Linked DNA regions of Homo sapiens: region 2 is linked to region 1. A link is an interaction called in ENCODE POLR2A ChIA-PET data of the cell type or tissue named here. Cell type or tissue: MCF 10A. All regions are shown on one strand. Links, peaks and the distances in the headings refer to the core of each region. The heading gives the core; the rest is flanking DNA.

Evidence for each region. Peaks named below come from ENCODE experiments on the same cell type or tissue, not always from the same donor. Only the 100,000 strongest peaks of a DNase experiment are listed, where the experiment ranks them.
Region 2: POLR2A ChIA-PET joins it to region 1 with 5 read pairs; 2 of 35 experiments call an interaction of 5 or more read pairs at or near these places.

Annotation. Positions count from the first base shown.
Region 1 is chr1:214,916,241-214,924,678 of GRCh38, forward strand. No RefSeq gene overlaps it. Among named protein-coding and RNA genes, the nearest start is that of KCNK2, 160 kb to the right of the region's middle. In MCF 10A, for the core only: no CTCF peak of the experiment used is centred there; no DNase peak of the experiment used is centred there.
Region 2 is chr1:215,018,809-215,027,246 of GRCh38, forward strand. It overlaps a transcript of KCNK2 not described here. Among named protein-coding and RNA genes, the nearest start is that of KCNK2, 60 kb to the right of the region's middle. In MCF 10A, for the core only: no CTCF peak of the experiment used is centred there; DNase peaks (open chromatin) are centred at 4,193, 4,573 and 4,853.

The sequences.
Region 1 (8,438 bases), core at 2,644-6,643:
GAGACATTGAATGTAGATAATGGTTTGGATGAATTTTGCTACAAAGTAGAGGGTGTAGCTGGCAAGTAAAGTGCTTTCAAGAGAAATTATTGGAAGATGGGAAAAATAAGAGCATATATGTAAAGCACACTAGAGAAGAGTGAAAATAAACTGTGAAACATTGAGATCTTCAAAACAATAGTGGCTAACTGTCTAAGTAAAGATTAAGACTGAGGATTAGTAAGGAGCACTTAAGCATCTTAGAACTGATTAGACCATGTGGGACAAGAACAAGTCAGAGACGCTATGGGGGAATCCAGTGAGACCCATTCTACTCCCCTTAACCACATAGGCAAGAAGATGTGGGGAATTGTTATCAGAATCCACTGCCTAAAAATGGTATATATATTCTTCATTTTAGCTGCTGACAATACAGTTTTGGGAGTGATACTAATCGTCTCTAAGCCTTGATTTCTTCAGCTATAAAATGTAGGTCATAATAAGGCACACCTCATGAGTACACTGGGCATGCAAAGCTCTTAGAAGAGTGTCAACATAGAGGAAATATTACCTGTTGTTATTATGATAACTTAGTCATTCTCAATTCATTTCTCATCTTTACAGAATCCTAAGTAACTCCTCTAATTATTGCTTTATGTACTTAGGCCTGATATTCAAAATATCTAACACCTGATTTATTACCTGCAGTGATAAACAAACAGAGTGCCACTAGCTATGGTTTTGAGGTCCCTGTGGATTCTACATGAATTTAGAACAAAAATTCTGACTTTCAGAGTTGGCAAATCAGGTAAATAGCAGCCCTATAGAAATAGGTAGTAAGGGTACTTCTTTTTGCCTAGTTAACCTAGTTCTTCGAAAGCAGGGAAATTTAGCAGAAGTGGACATTTAAGGACAATAACAAATTTCCTGTACATCAGCGTGTGTGTGTGTGTGTGTGGGCGCGCGTGAGTGCATATGTGTGTGTGGGGGGGCGCGCGCGCGTGCATGTGTGGGCGCACGCGCGTGCGTGTGTGTGTCTGCGCGCGTGCGTGCGTGTGTGTGTGCGCGCGTGAGTGTGTCTGGGCATGCGTGTGTGTGCGCGCGCGTGCGTGCATGTGTGTGTGTTGGGGTATGGGTGCTGCTTTTCTCTACCTGCCTCTTCCGCCTACCTTCTTTCTTACTCCTCCACAGGGGACCTTCTGGAATTCTTATGATGTGGGGAATGCAGAAATCACCGTGTGAAAAGGTAGTGCATCTACTTGCCAGTTGGTCCTGTTCCAGCCTCCATCAGGAAGGCAGATACAGGACAGAAGCTCTTTCTCCTTTTCTCTTGGGCCTAAGTACACTAGCTATTTCTTAAAGGTTTTGTACTACTTAACCAATTGGAGGATAATAAGAGCTTAGGTAGCATTCTGAGAAAGCTTTTAGTGTAAGTGAAGTGTTCTGATTCTGTCTTTGCCTGATTTGAAATGATATCTCGTTTCTCATTCTTTGTGTTTCATTGTTTAGATGTTTGTTTCATTCTTAGAATGTTTGTTTTTAGAGAAGAACTCATGGTTATAGGGCAATTGACAAGGCATACTTAGGGCATCTCTAGGTTCTCTAACACCATTAAAATATCATTCTAACTGCTAACAAATAGGATAAACTTTAAAACATAAGAGGAATGATTACAGTAAACGAAGTCTTTCTCCTCTTAAAAAATTACAGAAGTGTCAAAGAACATGCTTTAAAATTGGAGAGAAGTAATCAAGACGAAGAAAAAGTCACGGCAACTTTAAGGAAAATAGTAGACATTTCTATAAGCCTATGCAGTCAGTGAAAATTATAGACAGGGAAAAAAGTTAAATAATTGTAAATAGGCAGGAAAATCTGAGAATAAATCAAAGTTATTAGAAGGAAGATAGAAATAACAACAACACCATCAACAACAAAAGCACAATAACACACTTCCTAAAATTTTCAAGAAGGAAAGGTGAGAGGTAGGAGTTAAAGATAAAAACAGGCTGAGTGCAGTGGCTCATGTTTGTAATCCCAGCAATTTGGGAGGCTGAGACAAGAGGATCACTTGAGCCCAGGAGGTTGAGGCTGCAGTAAGCTATGATCATGCCACTGCACTCCAGCCTGGGTGACAGAGCAAGACTCTGTCTCTAAAAATAAATAAACACATAAATAAATAAAGATGAAAAATATTCTGCTCAATATGGCATTTATACAGACATGATGGAGAACACAATAATTCTTGTGTTCATTATTATGGGGCTATTAGCACATACAACAGAGATGATTGAAAGTTACAGATATATATTATAATGACTTTGTCCCTTTGCATTTTAGAGTTTTAGAAACAGAGATCTATAGTACTAAATCTTTTAGGAGTCTAACCATGTCTTATCTGGTGTATCTAAATGGACATGTACTATCAGTTGTCTTAGATTAAGTTCCCTGGAAAACAGACACTGAGACACTGAGATCCGTGTGCAAGAAGTAGCAGGGAGTGCTCTCAGAACAGTGCCTGTCAGGGAGTAAAGGAAGCAGGTTGGGACGAAGAAAGAAGTTGAACTTGAAGCAGTTGACACAGAGGCTTCACCCCATTTTAAAGGGATGGAGCTGGTTTAACTCTATAGCGTTTTCCAGAATTAGGGCATGAGCCAAGGCAAGGCATCTGGGTTTGTGCACATACAAAGCAGTCGTTGGACGTGGACTTTCATTGTCAATGGGTTATCAGCCTGGATGAGGCAGCTCCTCCTGGCTCAGGGCAAGTCTCAGCTCTGAGTGGCCAGCAGACCATGGAATGGGTGCCTGCAGCCTGAAGTAGAAACCATGGCACCTACCATATTAGTTTCTATAAAATACTTTCTCTTAGGTAGAAGAATATTTCTTGATGTTATGTTTTTCTCCTAAAGAATGATATCTGTTAACATTAGGCAGTGAATCATGTTATACTGAAGGAGATCTTGTTACGGCTGTCTGAGAATAGTATAGAGAGGAAGAAAATAAGATTAAAAAAATTAAATTACCACTCTCCTTGGGCAGATTATCCTAATAGATATGTCTCTAAATATTCAATAATCTGTTATTTATTTTCCTATACCATTTGTAATAATTTACTATAATATCTGACCCAATGACCTGAAAGATTTCATGCAGCTCTGAATAAGCCTAGTTTTCACTAGGCAATGGCTTAGGCTTGATAATTGCAGTGCTAATGTTGGGATTGGTTTCCTTGGGACTCTCGGCCTTATCAATGAAAATGGAGGTGATGTGTGGTCTCTCATGTACACCTGTCAGTATCGTTATTCTATAGCTGTGAATAAAATAATGCTATATTCTGGAATATTTTGAATATATTTACCTGTCGATGATAAGAAGTGGGTTAAAGACAGGTAGATTATTAGAACTCATAAGAAATTAAAACAGCTGTTTAATTTCAAATCTGGCAAATCTCACAATGGTTTTCTTTCCTCAACAAAATAGGAGAAAATCCAGTGGAGGATTGTGGTCCCATGTTAGCTTCTGCACAACATTCACATTGTGATTAGTCTGTCCTTCTGGGACTTTCCTCCCTCAGCTCTCAATACACCAGTTCCTTCCTGATTCTCCTTCTCCATTCTGGTGGCTTCTCCAGCCCCTGAGAGGGCTTTTCTTTCTCTCTGCACTTCTTATGCATAAATGTCTCCTGGCTTTGTTGTCATGTCTCTTCTTCACTCGTATTACACTGGTCCAGGGTGATGTAATCTATTTTTATAGCTTAAATCTACTGACATTTTGGTGATGTCTAAATATGTTTCATCAAAGTTTCAGACCTATAAATCCAATTACCTTCTGGACATCGTCACTGCATGTTCTACAGACATCTCAATGTGAAAAAGGACATACAAACAAATAATATTATAATCCTCCATTATTCTCTACCTTGGTGGATATCAATACCATTTATGTGATAGTCCCAGCTGTTCAAGTAAGAAAACAAAATTAACCTTGACTCCATCTCTCCCTCCACAAAGCTGTTATCTAATCAGTCTTCAGACACTGTTGATTCTATCTCCTTATTATCTCTTAAAACAATCCTCTCACTATTTACACTGCTACTATTTCAGTTTTACCATTTCCACTACATTTCTGCACCAACTACCATTTTTTTCATTGAAAGTGTGCCTTCTTTTGATAATTTTTAAGAAGATGAAACAAATATAATTCTCTTTACAGTTGATGGAAAAGTTTCATCGGAGGAAGAAATAGTTTTTATGGAAATAAGCCTTGGTATGCCTGCTTGGGGGCAGCAGAATCACACCAGGCCAGGGAGGCAGGAACCTGACATCAGAGCATGGATGTGAACACATTGTTCTGTCTGATAGAGAGGAAGCCTTTCACAGCTCTCAAGGCTATTCCAAGAAGTGTGGAAGTTTCAGTGGTACAATGGGACAAAGGAGACCAAGGAGCAAGAAATAAGTGAATGGCCAAAGTGAATGGCCAACGGGCATTTTGAAAAAAAAAAAAAAAAAATGCTTCCTATTGCCATCAATTTGCATCATGGGGATATAACCCTTTCTATTAGATTGGTAATGGCAAAAACCACAACTACTTTTGTGCTAACCTAATACGTCTTCCCTAAGAAATCTTCAGTGTAGCTTTCAAAACAAAATGATCAAATATATAAAACAAAACAAAACAAAAATCCAAAAAACAAAAGACTTGGTATTAATAAAAAAAATTGTGTGTGTGTGTTTGAAACTGAAAGAGAAAACTGGACTTCCTTTTAGGATTGATGTTGAAAGAAATCAGAAGCTTCAGAGACTGAGGAGGCCAGGAAACAAAATGTCCCTGGACATTAGCGGAATTGCTGCAGGATTTTTTTCTAAGCTCCTGTAAGTTTGTAGTTGCAATGAGCTCCTGTTAACAAAAGACAGAATAACAAGAGAAAAACAAATTTATTGACCTGTGTATTTCATGTTTACATGGGAGACCCCCGCAAAATCAGTAGTTATCAAAGAGGTGGCTTTGAATTCCAGCTTATATAGCATCTTCAACAAAGTAAAGTTTTAGAGAAGTGGCAAGACAAAGGAAAAGGGCTTTGAGTCTCTACAGCAGCAATTTGGAGGAAGGAAAAAAACTGGCAGATTAAAGGCTGTTTAGTAGAGCTTCTTTTTTTTTTTTTTTTTTTTGAGATGGAGTCTTGCCCTGTCACCTAGGCTGGAGTGCAGTGGCGTGATCTCATCTCACTGCAAGCTCCGCCTCCTGGGTTCATGCCATTCTTCTGCCTCAGCCTCCTGAGTAACTGAGACTACAGTCACCTGCCACAACGCCTGGCTAATTTTTTTGTATTTTTAGTAGAAACATGGGGTTTCACCATGTTAGCAAGGATGGTCTCGATCTCCTGACCTTGTGATCTGCCCGCCTCGGCCTCCCAAAGTGCTGGGATTACAGGCGTGAGCCACTGTGCCTGGCCAGTAAAGCTTCTTAATACAAGTTTCTCTGGTATCATCTCTGGGCTGATAAGGGTCCAAAGCTATCTTCATCGGTTAACTTTTGTTCTCCCTGATAAAAAAGGAGAGGCACAATAACTTTTGTCTTTATAAGTCTATGCTCTGCTTTTGGGCAAACAGAGAAAGGGCAGAGAGCTGTCCTGTATCTGCTTCCTCTTGTCTTCAGCTCAACAACCCTTCAAATTTTGGGGTGGCATATTTTTGTCTCCCACTACTCTTTGGGAAGAACATGGATTTTGTGGGGTAGAGGGGGTGGTTCAAGGGGATTTCTATTGTGTAGTTAGGCAGAGTCAATGCTGCTGACACCTGAGTTACACTTTGGTCACATAGTCAGAGCCATTGTGCTTTCTAAAGCACAAATACATCTTTTACAAAAATCTTCATTGACTCCCTGAAGTGTCAGGATAGAATCTAAATTTCTTTTCAGTGAACACATGATTGGCTTTCTGTGCCACTGTCTCTTGCCATTTTCTCTTCAGTCTCTAAACTGTCATTAGGTGTAGCTAATGGACATGTCCTAAACTTGATTCTCTGTGCACAGATGCCCACCTCCTCTTCTTTGTCTTGATAAGGCCATCTTTTGATAAATTTAAAAATGTTTTTCCTATCCTTTCACTCTTCCTGTGCCCTTCCTCCTTTTTTTATTCACCTGATACGTGAAACATCTTCTACTAATTCATCAAATTGGAAGTTAGAGGAAGTGGATTTTCATTTCTTTGAATAACATTTCATTGCATATGTGTCAAAATATCTGAATGGATATGTAACAAAACACACATCAGTGACGTGAGTTGGAGAAAATAACATTCATTGGGATTCTTGGGGGAAGCACATGTTTGGAAGAAACTCAGTAAGTATGCTTATGTAATTAGGATGGTACCTAAGTAATCAAACTCTAATTATGTATATTTGAAAAGACAATTACAACGCAACGTGGAAGTTATGTTGGAAAGGGTTTGCAGGAGGTCTTAAGGGATTACATAAAAAGGACCTTGACCTATTTTTAGAGGCCAGAGAACTCCACTATTTTTGAACCCTAGGCCCCTGGATCCACAGGACACTGGAAGTTATCTTCCGTATTTGCAGAAGCCAATAGAAACAACTCATTTAGTATGGCAAAGCTGCCCATGCTAATTAAAATGTCAAGTTTTTTGCTTTAGCCTGGAAGTATAATTAGCACACTCTGGAAATATTAGTTATCCCAGGCTGATTAGAAGCTTTGATCAGTAGTTATATCTTTGATGAATAAGACTCAACAAATGAATTAATTTACTTAAATGAAGTTTGGTAAATAGAAAAATCTTTGAAAACATGAGGTCTCTGTGGAAATACAAGAAAAAAGGTGTCTAGTGCCAGGAAAAGCTCAGAAAATCTGTACTTAAGAACCTGCTTTGTACCTTGAGAGCCAGATAAAGAATGGCATTTGTTTATATGATAGTAATTTGCACATTTCAGCTGGGCTTTGCCTTTCCCAGAGTGGATTTGGTCCCCTTTCCACATTTGGCTCATTCCAAAGCAGTGAGGCAAACCTGCACAAGCAAATACTTTACCCCCATCGAAATGTTAGCTTCCCCAATCCTAATCCATAGAATAACCCTGTTTCCATTACACTGAGCAGCAACTCAAGGGAGACCTGTCTGGTTAGCTTGCATTTTGTACTTGATTAACTTGGCAGTATGGTCAAGCTGCAAGAGAGTGCAAAAAGAAGAGATTTATCTGCTTTGTTTAACACAGAGGAGACTTAACTGCTTGATTTATCTGCTTGCCATCACTATTAAGATGGATGAGAGTCAATTGTGTTGGGGCAGTAACTATACCTTCTGCACCTGGGCCAGCAGTGACAGCCCCACTAATGTTGACATATTTATGAACACTCAGTTGTGTCCAGAATGTGACAATTTTTCTACCCAATCCCTTCAGTGTAGTTAAAACACAGACTTCAATAATAAATATAGAAATGTAGAGAAGGAGGATGTGAGGACTAGAAGGTTTTGGAGGTACCATTGAGGGGTCAGCTTTCACTTCCCTATGTGACCTGGGCAAGTCATCTCTCCCAGGCCTGCTTTCTTCTTCTATGAAGTGGGAATTCTAACAGCTATTTTGTTTTAAATTAATTTAGGTAAAGTCCCTTAGAGATAGACAGATGCTTTCTTAATATGTGAGCTTGCCTGACTGTGCCCAACTGCCATATTAAAAATACCCACCCCCAACTCTCCTGGCCTCACTCTGTAGCTTCTCTTCATACACAGATATCCGCTCATTTCTCTAAGGAGAATGCCTACTTCTTAGACTTCTATTATGACTGCTGTGATAAAGTGTAATTTCAAATTAATATTTATCTGTTTTTTGTTTCTCTGATTTAAGGAAAACCTGTCTATTTTATCATCCTCCTGGTGAGTTCCATTTGCTTCTCTGCAGAGTGCAGGTGCAACTTTCATTTGTGACAATGGGAGCTCTTTTTTTTGAAATCAATTGAAGGGAACCCCAGCTGGGGAAGAGAAGAGCATCAGGGAAAAAACAAAAGTAGAGACATTTGCTCTGCAAAATATTCCAGGCCCTTTGGCTCTTCCTCGGGCACTCCCTTGTGTGGGATGGCCCTCAGAGTGGGGCCAAAGTGGGAACAATCTCCCGGATCCTTTGGCCTTAGGACACTTTGAAATTTTTTGCTATAATTTTCCATAAAATAATACACTTCCACAGCAGATGGTAAAATCTTTAAAATGGTTTCACATCGATTATCTTGTGTCTCCTAGCAGCTCTTTGAAAGGAGACATGAAATTCTGGAGCTGAGATGTAGCTGGAGGTCATTTAGGTTAATATTTTTCTCTTGCAGCACAGGAAGCCCACCCTAGAGACGTTAACAGGTAAAGATCTGGGACCAGAATCACCTCTCCCTAGTTCTGATTCTGTGCCCTTTATTGAACAACACAGCCTTATCACCTAAACAATTCCTCCCTCGCTCTACTTCCCATT
Region 2 (8,438 bases), core at 2,965-6,964, 100 kb after region 1:
AGTAAGAGTCACGATCAAATTTGCATTCTTAAAAGATCACCCTGGCTGCTATGTGGCCAATGGATTGGAGGGGTCAAGAGCAGAATCACAGAAAGGGAGAGCTCAGGGCCACTGCAGGTGAGAGATGAAGCTGGCTAGACCTGACAAGCACTTGTGGGGTGCAATTCTCTCTCAACACACACACACACACAAAAAAAAAACCATCTAAGAAAGACCCTTTGCTCTCTGGAGTAACTTCATAACTTGCCATGTCCTACGTATCTGATAACATGAGCCCTGTTGTCCTTATTCCACTGTTATCAATAACTGGTTTTCTCCAACAGAAGGTAGATTCTATGTAATGTTTATACTTATAATAAAAAATTGGTAGGTCCTCTTCAAAGAACAGCTGTCTAGTAGAGTGATTTCACTTTGCTTTTAAAGTTTTCTGAGCAGATAAAATTGCTTACTATTATACTTCGTTTTTACCTTTTCTGATGCAAACGATAGAACTTCAAAAACAGCATGTTGCAATAGAGATTTTGTGTTTCTTACTGAGCTCACATATAAAGAAAAAAACCTGTTTGTATGTAAAAAGGAGTTATTCTCCCCTAGAGAAACACCATGAGCAGGGCTAATAATCAGCTGAGACACCCAATATGACAATGTCAGTTGTTCATGACAATGTCAGTTAATGGCTAGTGTCCATTAGTTGCCGCATCTGTTCCGACTGGTCAGTGTCTATGCGCTCATGGTTGTTAAATATTTAAAACTCATTCTGTTCATGAATATTGAATCATATTTACAATTTTCATTTGGAATACATTTTAATTCATTCACCTTCTATGTTATTGGAATTAGAGGGAGAGAATAGACAACATTCAGAATTGCCACATACAATCCTTTCTTTGGAGAGGCAAGGAAAGATTGTTAAAAAGATTTATTGTAGACACGTTATAGGTTGTCTCTTCTTGCATTCTCTGGTTTTTGGTATGCTTGGTTATTCTCCGTGAAGAAACATTCTAGCTGCCTTGCCTCTCTTATGCTTTTCCTCCTTTCTTTGGCACAATATTATTGTTCTGTTTTTAAAAAGGAGACTACAATTTTTCAAAAATTTCAGGTTGTATTTTAGATATAGAGGGTACATGAGCAGAGGGACCACTATATATATATATTTACCATATTGTACTTAAGAGAAAAAAGAATAAACAAGATAATTTATTTCACCCTGAGTCATTATAGATCTATTCATCAAAGTTCATAGCATTAATTATCCCTTTTTTCCCTTGTTGAGTGAGTGTACATTTTCTACCATTTCTGCCAAACCTTTGGTAATTCGTTAGGTTCCTTTCAGAGGTGTGGCACTTTGGATGTTTTCAATGGGAGCATTCTTTAAGGATGGCTTTGTGCTGTGAACTCTGTTAATAATGCTTTGGACCAAATCTATTGAATAAATGTATCAAGCTTAAAAATAGTATTAATAATCAAAGATAAAGTCTGGCTACAAAGATATTTAGACTTCTTGAATGGCTTCTAAATTGGTGATAACACTTATTTTCTTGTGGGTCTCATATACTGTCTCAGAAGCAAACTTTGAAAGAGGAATCCCCAAAATACGTTGAGCCTCAGTACATTTCTTTATTTAATTTATTTTTTGACACAGGGTCTGGCTGTGTTACTTAGGCTGGAGTGCAGTGGTGCAATCTTGGCTCATTGCAACCCCTGCCTCCTGAGTTCAAGCGATTATTGTGCCTCAGCCTCTTGAATAGCTGGGACTACTGATATGCGCCACCATGCCCAGCTAATTTTTTGTATTTTAGTAGGCACGAGATTTCACCATGTTGCCCAGGTTGGTTTTGAACTCCTGAGCTCAGGCAATCCACCCACCACAGCCTCTCAGTGTTAGGATTATAGGAGTGAGACACCGTGCTGGGCCAAACCACAGTACCTTTAGATCTCAATGGTTTTCCAGTGTAACAAGTGAAAAATGATACTCATTTGGATGTGTAAATTATAGAGTTTGCTTTATACTTTATGCTACATTCTCGCCATATACTGTCAGATGCATTATTGGGATTAAAGACTCTCCAAGTAAAATGTCATACATAGGATATCACCTTTCAATTTCATTTTATAAGTCTCCTGGTCTGCCTACCTCTAATCTTCTAGTATAATATAAAAAATTCAATCGTGGTGGGAAGACAATAATTTCAATTATTTTAAATAATTCAAATTTTTTAAATCACACAGAGTTTATATTTTCAATGATGGATGAGAGTTGGATATTAGATATTAAGAACATATTTTTTAACTTTACAGTAATTTTCATCTATGTTTAGACAGTGAAAAATTATGCTTCAGGTAGTCATATTAAGTACCTGCAATTCTCAGCTTACCAACGGAACGGTTTAAGAAATATGATTTTATTTTCCTATAAGTGAACTTAAGTTATATTTCAAGTTCCCTATTTCATCTGGTTGAAATTCAATCTTGGTCAATGTGATGGTTGATTTTAGGTGTCGGCTTGACTGGGTTAAGGGTTACCCAGATAGCTGGGAAAGCATTATGTCTGGACACATCTCTGAGGGTGTTTCCAGGAGAGGTTGGCATCTGAATCGGTGGGCTGAGTAAGGAAGATCTGCCCTTACCCAAGGTGGGCAGGCACCTTTCTATTTGTTGAGGTCCTTGCTAGAACAAAAAGACAGAGGAAAGATGGATTTGCCCTCTCTTCTGGAGCTGGGACAACCATCTTTTTTTTTTTTTTTTTTTTTTTTTTGAGACGGAATCTCGCTCTGTCGCCCAGGCTGGAGTGCAGTGGCGCGATCTCCGCTCGCTGCAAGCTCCGCCTCCCAGGTTCATGCCATTCTCCTGCCTCAGCCTCCCGATTAACTGGGACTACAGGCGCCCGCCACCACGCCTGGCTAATTCTTTTTTGTATTTTTAGTAGAGACGGGGTTTCACCGTGTTAGCAAGGATGGTCTCAATCTCCTGACCTCGTCATCCGCCCGCCTCGGCCTCCCACGCCTGCTGGGATTACAGGCGTGAGCCACTGCGCCCGGCCACAACCATCTTCATCTGCCCTTGAATATCAGAATTCCAGGGTCTTAGACCTTTGGGTTCTGATATTGTACCAGCAGTACTCAGTTTCTTAGGCCTCAGCCTCAGGCTGAGACTTACAGCACTGGCTGCACTGGTTTTCAGGCATTTTGGCTCAACTGTATTGTACCACCAGTTTCCTTGGTTCTCCAGCTTGCAGATGACACACTGTGGGACTTGGCATCCATAATCATGTGAGCCAATTGCCACAATAAATCCCCTCCTATCTATCTATCTATCTATCTAATCATCTATCTATCTAATCCATCTATCTATCCTATTGTTTCCTTTCCTAGGAGCACTCTAACAGTCAATTTGGAATTTCTTCCATTGTTTCAAGGTCTTTTCCAAGTCAATTCAGGATCTTCCCAAATCCCATGTTTTCTTCTGGGTTCTAGAACTTTAAGAGGCCCAAGATCTTGGTGTGGCTATTTTGACATCTGCCTTGGAAGTATTTGCTGTGACATCACTGGTTGTTGAGTCCTCCACAGGTTGTAACCATGTCTTCCTTGCCCTTTGTATCAGATCTCTTCAAATCTGCTTGGCAATTTATGAGCTCCTCTTGTGAAACAAGAGACGTGTGTGGCTCTTCTCTTGTGCCATTCTAGGTCCACAGGGGATTTTCAAATTTGTCTCAGCCTTTTTTTGGCTGAATACCTTATGGAACCATTACTATTCAAATGCTATCATGCCAAGGAGGGCACAGGATATTTTTTTAAAATGCACTCCCTTACTAAGTTCCAGGTCACGGGCTCCATTCAAATCCCTAAACTTGTCTGAAGATGTGCAACCTTCCTTCTGCCTAACTTGGCCTATGGTTTGGGGAAGGTACATGGCCCTTTCCCAAAACACCAGGAACATCTAATCTGCCTTCTCCCTGATTTTTCTCTTCTTTTCCAGCCCAGCTAATCTTTATCTTGTCTAAAATGGGAAAGAAAGAAACAAACCCTGGATTTCACAACTTTAATGTTTATGCAAGGACTTTGACTTTTAAAGTGAAAGTCAGTGATTTACTCCTTCCTTCTTTCCTTCCCAGAGGCCATGAATCTAAAAGAGACTTTATTAGTGGGGTTAGAATCACATGGGTAAAAAGAATTACTAGAAATGGAAAGAAACAACTCAGTGATACAATATCTAAGTATGAACAGTATGCCTGTTAACACATGGATTTCCACAGCCTACAGATTTTGAAACTGAAGTAGGTGGCCCTGAAATATGAGCCTTTCGTTTTAATGGAGCTATTGCTACTGTAAAACAACTGTATAAATCCTTTCCAAAAAATCCCTTCTTGCATTTTAGGAACTTTCTCTAAGGCTTGTTATTATTATTATTTTTTTTGTATCTTTTTTTCCTGTATGGTGAGAGAATGAAATTTATTCTTGGAAATACATAAGCTCTTTGGGCTCAGGCCAGCCCTCTACTACAAAGGCATCTTCCTGTGCACTCTTCTTGACAGAGAACCCTGCCATATAATCCAGCTGTGCATAACTGAATGTGCCAGTTCAGTAATCCTTTAATGAATCACCTTTTAAAATCTGCCCCTCAGCCATAAGTATGTCACTTCAACATCATTTTATACTCTGAATTGAATTACATTAAAGCAGTTACAGCATGGAAAGAGGCAAGAGTATTTTACATTAAATCACTGGACAACAATCATAATCAATAGTTGAGTGCCCTAGTCAGTGAGCCCGACCATGTTATAAACTGATTTGGCTTCGACGACTTTTCCAGCTAAAGTCCAGCAACCAGTGAATGTCATTGCGTAAGCACCAAATTCCTGAATTTGTTTTGACATATATTCTCATCAGTAATGGCAATGATGCAGAACAATTGCACAATTTTAAAAATAAAATTTTGGGTTTGCAAAACACTTGGCTTTCCAGGTGAAGAAATTTGCATGAGAGGTGGCTCAAAGCTATGTTGATTTAGATGCAGCTTTTATCTGAGATGTGTCCAACCTAAATCCTACATTATACTCTATTTTGTTTTGCTTTGTCTCCCCTCCACTTCACCTTGCTGCCTTTAATGTTCTTGTCATTAGGACACAAAAGAGGAGAAGGATGAAATCTGCATACCTAGCTCTGCGGATTTTCCTAACCATTGCCAGGAAAATCCAGCAGGGTGCAGAAGTAAAACTGCTGCCAAGGAGTAGGCAGGAGAAAGGAAACATGGTCCTTTATGGATGGGGCATTTATTTTGCTTCTGGAAGAGTAAGGTGGCATGAACTTCCTAAGGCAGGTATAGGGATCTGAGTGGAGCAAGTGCTTCTGCACTGACACCTGACACCCTGTGGACTCACTGGAACTACCAGATGTTCCATAGGCATCTGTGGAACAAGGGTGACAAGAGACACATGGAATAAAACAATCTTTGAATGGGGCCAGTATTAGGTAAAGGACTTGCAGGCTGGAGCCAAGCCTAGGACCCTCCCTGATGTCAAGGCTGCATCCATATCAGACTCTCATACGGTTAGTGCACAGTTTTAAGAGGTCCAGTATTGCAGGAGCCCAGTTCACTTACGCAGTGAATAATATGTTTCTAATCCTAGCATTCAAGGCTGTATAAGCCTATGCCGTCTTTCAGACTTCTAACATTGCTTTCATACAAAAACACTTCCTCTAGCCCAGGTTATTGAAGGAGTAGGCTTAAAGATGTCTTGCAATATTTTGCCATAATTTTTTTTTCATGTAATTGTTCTGACATCTCAAAATCTTACCTATATACTGAGTGCCACCTCCTTTATAAAGCTTTTCATGCCTGAAATTCCCATTGAACAAATGTTGCTTAAATATCAAAGAGCCCTAAATGAGAAAAACAAAACAAAACAAAACATCTCAGCAATTAACTTTTATACACTGTGTAGGAGACTATCTAGGTACTTATCAAACATGTTTTAGCGGTATATAAAACCAAAACCAATTGCCCCACTCTTGTCTTTATATCCATCTCCACCCACCAGAGCTAACAAATTTAATAGCCTGTGGACTAAACTACATCTTTCTTCTTGCTCAAACAAATATATGTCTATAAAACATATGTTCATTATGTATCTACAGGAGTTTTTTTTTTTTTTTTTTTTAACTGAGATAAAACAGTGTTACACACATTATGTTGCAATTTGTGAATTTAGCCTTATAATATGTCTTGGACATAAATTTGTTAAAAGCTAAGCTATCTGATGGTTAAGTGCCAAGGTTTTAGGGTCACAGTGCCTGGGTTCAAATCCAAACCCTGGAGCTAAATAATCATGTAACTCTTCATAAATTACTTACTTAACCTCTTAGTTTTCTCATTGGTTAAATGAGGATAATATTTTCAATATTATTGTGGGATTATGGTGATGGTTAAATAAGTTCAGACATAAAAAGTACTCTAGAAAAGCACACTCAATAAAGGTGCTATAAATTGCTCCTCCAGGTCAGAAAATATGCATACATATGGACTTTTATACTTTTATGTAAGTGATATTATTATAAGGCTTTCTTTTCAGTATAACATTTTCTTTCCTTTTTCTGTTTCCTTATTTGTTCCCTATTCCCTGTCTTCATTCTCCTATATTTACCTCTCCTACACCACTTACTTTAAGTAATATAAATATTAATACCTGTAAACCCCCTTAACTAGTGTGGACTAATATGTATTATTCTGCATTATTTCAAAAGATTCCCTAAGTTTATGTCACATTATATATTATGTGCATACATATACACATATATGTGAGTATGTTTTTGTCATTATTTGCACTACAGAAATAAACCATATTGTACACAATTTTTCTTGCATCTTACTTTTTTCTGAATCAGTAGTAACTTTTGGAAATCCATTAGGTCTGAAAGTATAGCTGAATAATATTCTGTGCTGTGGATTACCGTGGTTTATTCCTTTGTGTACATATTTTTGCCACTACAAAGAATGCTGCAATAAACATCTGGATTCACATGTCCTTATTTACTGGCAGCTGTATTTCTATGGAATATATACGAAGGAGTGGGATTGCTTGGTCAAAAGGTTTATGTATTTTTACATTTTAATAAATGTTGCCCAATTGCTTTCTTAAAAAGCTGTACCAATTTACATTTTTAGCAGCAATGTAGAACATGCTTTGTTCCACATATCCCTACCAACAGTGTTATCATTATTTAAAATTTGTGTTGGCCTCATAGGGTTAAAGTGATCATTTATTATTACTTCAGTTTCTGTTTCCCTGTTAGTGAATTTAAAATATATATACACATATTTTTTGGCCATTTGGATTTACTCAACTGTGAATAGCTTATTTATATCTGTTGCTCATTTTTCTTGTCAGGTGGTTGTTTGTTTCTTATCAATTTTTAAAGCTCTCTTCATATAATTGTAGCTTTTAAACTCTTATCTGTCATCTGCATTGCAAACATGTTTCCTACATCTACCATTTGTTTACTGTCTTTATTAATAGTATCTTCTGCTACACAAGTTTTTTATTAGTTTCTTTCCTGGTCTTCCCCAGAAATCCTAGTAAAACAGTAATATCATATTATTTTTAACACTTTAATCCATTGATTTTTTTGTAAATAACATGAGATGGGTTTATTAATTTTTTTAGAATGAATAGCGGCTTGGGGAGAAATTTTGTAAACAGGTCACCTTTTTTTCTCCCTGAAATTGAATAACCCCTGGACCAATATCCAATTCTAATGTATACACTCTGTCTTTTCTGGATTCTCTCTCTGTTCCACTGATTTACTTTTTCATATATCTGCCATCCCTATATTGTTTTGATTTCAGTATCTTTATGGTATATCTGGATACCTGGTTAGGTAAATATTCCCTTATTTTAATTTTAGTTTATTCATAGGATTTTCATTCCATATGAACTTTAAGTTTTTATGCAATTCAAGTTGAAATGAAACATAACTGAATCTTGGAATTCTATTGAGAATGACATCATGTGTATGTGTGTGTGTATGTGTAAACAAACATATACATACGTCCTTATCTTAGGAAGACTAATTTTTATATTAATTTATTCCATTTGAAAACAGGGCATGTAATTTTATTGTTTCAGATCATTTTTCATTCTTACAACAGGATTTATAGCTTTCATGGGCTCTATCCCTTGCTTATTCTATTTAGTTTACATTGTCATTTTCAAGGCATTTTTTTTCTCCTCTTTCTTTTTCCAAGTATGTTACTAGGAAGGAAAAATTTATTAAGTCTGCTTACCTTGTTTATACACAGTCATTCTATCAAATATTCTTATCAATGCCAGTAGTTTTTTTCTCTTTGTAAATCTCTTGGATTTTTAAGTACATAATCGTATCAGCAAAATGGAGATAATTTTATCTCTTCATTTACAAAATTTCTAACAACTCATTTCCTTA